Linked DNA regions of Homo sapiens: region 2 is linked to region 1. Evidence: read pairs that join two places in POLR2A ChIA-PET (ENCODE). Cell type or tissue: GM12878. All regions are shown on one strand. Region 1 overlaps FANCD2 (FA complementation group D2). Region 2 overlaps VHL (von Hippel-Lindau tumor suppressor).

Region 1 (2,500 bases):
GTGTGCACTGCTCATCGCTCAGGTTGGCTCTCTCTTGGGTCAAACTAGGTGATTCACTTCTAAAAACAAAGAATTTTTTTTTAAATTATTATTATACTTTAAGTTTTAGGGTACATGTGCACAACGTGCAGGTTTGTTACATATGTATACATGTGCCATGTTGGTGTGCTGCACCCATTAACTCGTCATTTAGCATTAAGTATATCTCCTAATGCTATCCCTCCCCCCTCCCCCACCCCACAACATTCCCCGGTGTGTGATGTTCCCTTTCCTGTGTCCATGTGTTCTCATTGTTCAATTACCACCTATGAGTGAGAACATGCGGTGTTTGGTAAAAACACAGAATTTTAATTTCACTTTTGTAATATTTTGTAACAACTGCCAATAAGTTTAAGAATTCTGACTTCCCTAGGGTAGGGTAAAGATAAAAGTGCATGAAGGCAGCGAAGAGTATTTATTTTGTCCATACAAAATACAGATTAGAGCAAAGGATGGTTATCCTATATATTTTTTTCTTTTTTCTTTTTCGTACATATTTTTTAAGGGCAAATTAGCAATAATTAGAGGAAGCACTTAATTAGTGCATATTATGTACTAAACATTGTTCTAACCCTTTAATGTTCTCAATGACTCTATGAGGTAAATCCTATTATTATCCTTATTGCTGATGTGAGTCTACAAAGGCAGAGAGATAAAGTAACTTACCCAAGGTAATTCAGCTAATAAACAATGGAGCCAGAATCTGACCCTGGGCAACCAGTATGGCTTCACTGACTGAACTCTTAACTAGAGTTGCACACTCTGCAACCTCTTCCCATTATTAATGTGTGTCACAGGGGAGTGATGACTATCTGAGCCGGTGGCGGTTGGGGTGGGGTTAGAGGGAGAATTTACTAAGACAGTTGTAGGTAAAGAAAGGCAGATTTCTTAGAGAAAGTATAAAAGTACGTTGCAAGAAAGCACTGGGCAGCCAGCAATAGAGGAGCTGACTGCAAGGAAACAACGGCTTGCTGGGGATTTCTAGAGTAGTATTTATGATGTATGCTGTATGCCGAAGAGGGCTTTGTGCAGTACTGATAATGCCAAAGTTGCAGTGAGCTAACTTGCAGGTGTCTGGTGATTAAGTTGGGCGCAGGAGGGCTGCATGTCCTGCACCATGAAAAAAGGCAGACTTACATACTTTGTCTTTGCTTTCTTTGCTCCCACCATTGTGACTCCTTTTCCCTAATTAGGATTCCACAATGTGGATTCTAAAGATGTCTCCTGATGTCTCAGAAAATAAATTCCAAGGAGCATGAACTGAAATCCAATGTCGGTTTGTAATGGCAACATCTTATCAAGCCCCCAAACCGATATTTCTTTAGATTCTACAAATGGGGCCTCAAGGAACAAGGTGAGGGGAAATACACAAGATCTTATTTGTATCAAATGTATAAAGTTCCCGACAGGAATGACACAGCAATGTAGACACCTGCATTGTCTAGTGCCTATATCAGGAGCAGATAAAGAAAAATGCATTCTAAAAGAATCAGGGTTCCCATTTTGTGCAAAGATTTCTAGAATTTTACCTCTAGCCAATCCTTAATTTTTAACCACAGACTGTAATGGCTAGGATCACATTCCAGCAAAACATATACATGGTAATATATACAGTCACGATTAGAAGGGAACATGGAAAAGTAGCAAAACACATTTGCTCATTTATAGTTGTAACTTCTACTGCTAAAATGATGTCTATGAGATGTAACACTTAGTTAGCAAGATTAACTGATCTTAAACCACAGAAGTCAGAATCTCCACGTGTACCTGTCTGCCGCCATGATGCCAGCCATGGTCACAGCACCAATAATCCCAATGAGCTTGTACTTGAATACGGTGCTAGAGAGCTGCTTTCTTATCACCAAGTGCATGTCATCCTGCAATGAGATGATGAAGAAAGATGAAAATGCTGGAATGGCACAGCAAAAGAAGGTATGGATATCGAGCCATATAGCTAGACTATAAAGGCGTTTACCGTTTACTAACTGTTTTTTTTTTTTTTTGAGACGGACTTTCGTTCTTGTTGCCTAGGCTAGAGTGCAAAGGGGCAATCTCGGCTCACTGCAACCTCTGCCTCCCAGGTTCAAACGATTCTCCTGCCTCAGCCTCCTGGGTAACTGGGATTACAGGCACCCGCCACCATGCCCGGCTTATTTTGTATTTTTAGTAGAGATGGGGTTTCACCATGTTGGCTAGGCTGGTGAACTCCTGACCTCAGGTGATCCACCAGCCTTGGCCTTCCAAAATGCTGGGATTACAGGTGTGAACCACCATACCCAGCCCTGTGTGTCTTTAGCAAGTCAATTCATCTCTCCAAGTTTTAATTTTTACATCTGTGAAATGGGGACTTTTTTTTTTTTTCTTTGAGAAGGAGTCTCGCTCTGTCACCCAGGCTAGAGTGCAGTGGCGCCATCTTGGCTCACTGCTAGCTCCACCTCCCGGCTTCATGCCATTCTCCTGC
Region 2 (2,500 bases), 84 kb before region 1:
TAGTAACATTATCTCAGTCAGTCCTCACAACAGATCCATTTACAGATGAGAAAACAAGTCTGAGAGAAGTGACATGCTCAAGGTATAAGACAGTAAGCAAAGAGCGCGTACTTAAAGCTCTCAATCCCATGCCCTTTCTGCTACCATGGTGGAAAAGGGAAGCCTAGGTCAAGTACGTGATTACAAATCACAGCAAACCCTGCAAACTAAAGAGAAAAAGCCACTGACTTCTCAAATCAGTGCTTCTCAAAAACAAGGAAGTGCAAAAACATGTCGAGAGAAAACTCATCAAACCCTAAGATCTGTGCATTTTACTGTATGTAAATTATACCAGAATTTTCTTTTCTTTTTCTTTTTTTTTTTTTTGAGATGCAGTCTTGCTCTGTCGCCCAGGCTGGAGTGCAGTGGCACGATCTCGGCTCACTGCAAGCTCCGCCTCCCAGGTTTATGCCATTCTCCTGCCACAGCCTCCCAAATAGCTGGGACCACAGGTGCCCGCCACCACGCCCGGCTAATTTTTTGTTATTTTCAGTAGAGACAGGGTTTCACCGTATTAGCCAGGATGGTCTCAATCTCCTGATCTTATGATCCGCCCGCCTCGGCCTCCCAAAGTGCTGGGATTACAGGAGTGAGCCACTGCGCCTGGCCCAGAATTTTCAAAATGCATACATCACAAACAAAAGAGGGCAGGAAGCAATCCTCCAGCCCTAAGATTCTGTTTAAGGAAGGAGGAGGTTGTCTTAGAATAAATATAGCACTTGTTCCTCGGGGCATAAATTTACTTACAGATTTGATGGGAAATTTTAAGAAATGTAAACTTGTAATTTTTTAAATTTTGGTAAAATATACATAAAAGTTACCATTTTATTTATTATTTAGAGATGGAGTCTTGCTCTGTTGCCCAGGCTGGAGTGTAGTGGTGTGATCTTGGCTCACTGCCACCTCCGCCTCCCAGGTTCAAGCAATTCTCCTGCCTCAGCCTCCCGAGTAGCTGGGACTAAACAGGCGCATGCCACCACATGCAGCTAACTTTTGTATTTTTAGCAGAGACAGGGTTCCACCATATTGGTCAGGCTGGTCTTGAACTCCTGACCTCAGGTGGATCTACCTGCCTCAAACATTTACCATTTTAACCATTTTTAAATGTACAATTCAGTGCATTAAGTACCTTCAAAAGTAATGTTATTTTCTTTTTTTAAGACGAGGTCTCTATGGGTGCAGCACACCAACATGGCACATGTATACATATGTAACAAACCTGCACGTTGTGCACATGTACCCTAGAACTTAAAGTATAATAAAAAATTTTAAAAAAATAAAAAAGAGATGAGGTCTCAGCCTGGGCAACATAGCAAGACCTCATCTCTACTAAAAATAAAAATAAAAAAAGAAATTAGCCAGACATAGTGGAGCATGCCTATAGTCCCAGCTACTTTGGGAAGCTGAAGCTCTGGGAGGACTGCTTGAGCCCAGGTTAAGGGTGCAATGAGCCGTGATCATGCCACCAAACTCCAGCCTCCACACTCCAGCCCAGGCAACAGCAGGACATCCTGTCTCAAAAAAAAAAAAAAAAAAGACAAGATAGAGAGACAGGGTCTTGCTGTGTTACCAGACTAGAGTACAGCAACTATTCAGAGGCACCATCATAGTTCACTGTAGCCTCCAACTCCTGGGTTCGGGTGATCTTCCTGCCTCAGCTTCCCAAGTAGCTGGGACTAAAGGCAGGAATGTGCCCTGCTAATTTTTCAAGAATTTTTTTTTTTTTTAAATACAGACAGGGTCTCACTATGTTGCACAGGCTGGTCTCCAGCTCCTGGGCTCAAGAAATCCTCCTGCCTCAGCCTCCCAAAGTGCTGAGATCACAGGCATGAGCCACTGCACCCAGGCTCAGTAAATTTTTATATTAAATCGGGCACAGAAAAATTTTGGAGTAAAATACAAAATTCATACAATTTCCTATATAAAATAGGAGCCTACAGAAATGTTGATCCCTGGAAATACTGTGTTCTTCATCTAACATTAGAAGTCTGGTGTAAAAGTGTATTAAGTACACCACCCTCAAGGAAGAAAGATCGGGATCCTTGCAAAAATCCTTTGTAAAGATTAAGTGACACTAGGACTACTTCTCTGCTTAAAGGCCATGGCAAGATTACTGCCTGCACCTTAGGTAAGGCCTAGTTATTCCTCACCTGGGTTTTCACAACTACCTAACTGCTTCCTCGACAGCAGTCTTTCCCCTCCAAACCACTTGGCAACCTGGGTGAGCTTTTCAGTATATAAATCTGACAATGTCATGTCCCTGCTTAAAAACTTTCGGTCGGACGTTGTGGCCGAAATCCCAGCACGCCTGTAATCCCAGCACTTTGGGAGGCCGAAGCAGGCAGATCACGAGCGCAGGAGATGGAGACCATCCTGGCCAACATGGTGAAACCCTGTCTCTACTAAGAATACAAAAAATTAGCTGGGAATGGTAGTGCGTGCCTGTAATCCCAGTTACTTG

Evidence for each region. ChIA-PET counts read pairs that join two places held together with the same protein. Peaks named below come from ENCODE experiments on the same cell type or tissue, not always from the same donor. Only the 100,000 strongest peaks of a DNase experiment are listed, where the experiment ranks them.
Region 2: POLR2A ChIA-PET joins it to region 1 with 5 read pairs; 5 of 35 experiments call an interaction of 5 or more read pairs at or near these places.

The regions. Positions count from the first base shown.
Region 1 is chr3:10,059,710-10,062,209 of GRCh38, reverse strand. FANCD2 (FA complementation group D2) reads right to left here. Exons shown (of 44, transcript NM_001018115.3): 19 at 1,807-1,916; 20 at 1-59. Among named protein-coding and RNA genes, the nearest start is that of FANCD2, 35 kb to the right of the region's middle. In GM12878, no CTCF peak of the experiment used is centred here; no DNase peak of the experiment used is centred here.
Region 2 is chr3:10,143,572-10,146,071 of GRCh38, reverse strand. The region is part of intron 1 of VHL (von Hippel-Lindau tumor suppressor); the gene reads right to left. Among named protein-coding and RNA genes, the nearest start is that of VHL, 3.0 kb to the right of the region's middle. In GM12878, no CTCF peak of the experiment used is centred here; no DNase peak of the experiment used is centred here; H3K4me3 peaks cover 2,099 bases; H3K27ac peaks cover 292 bases.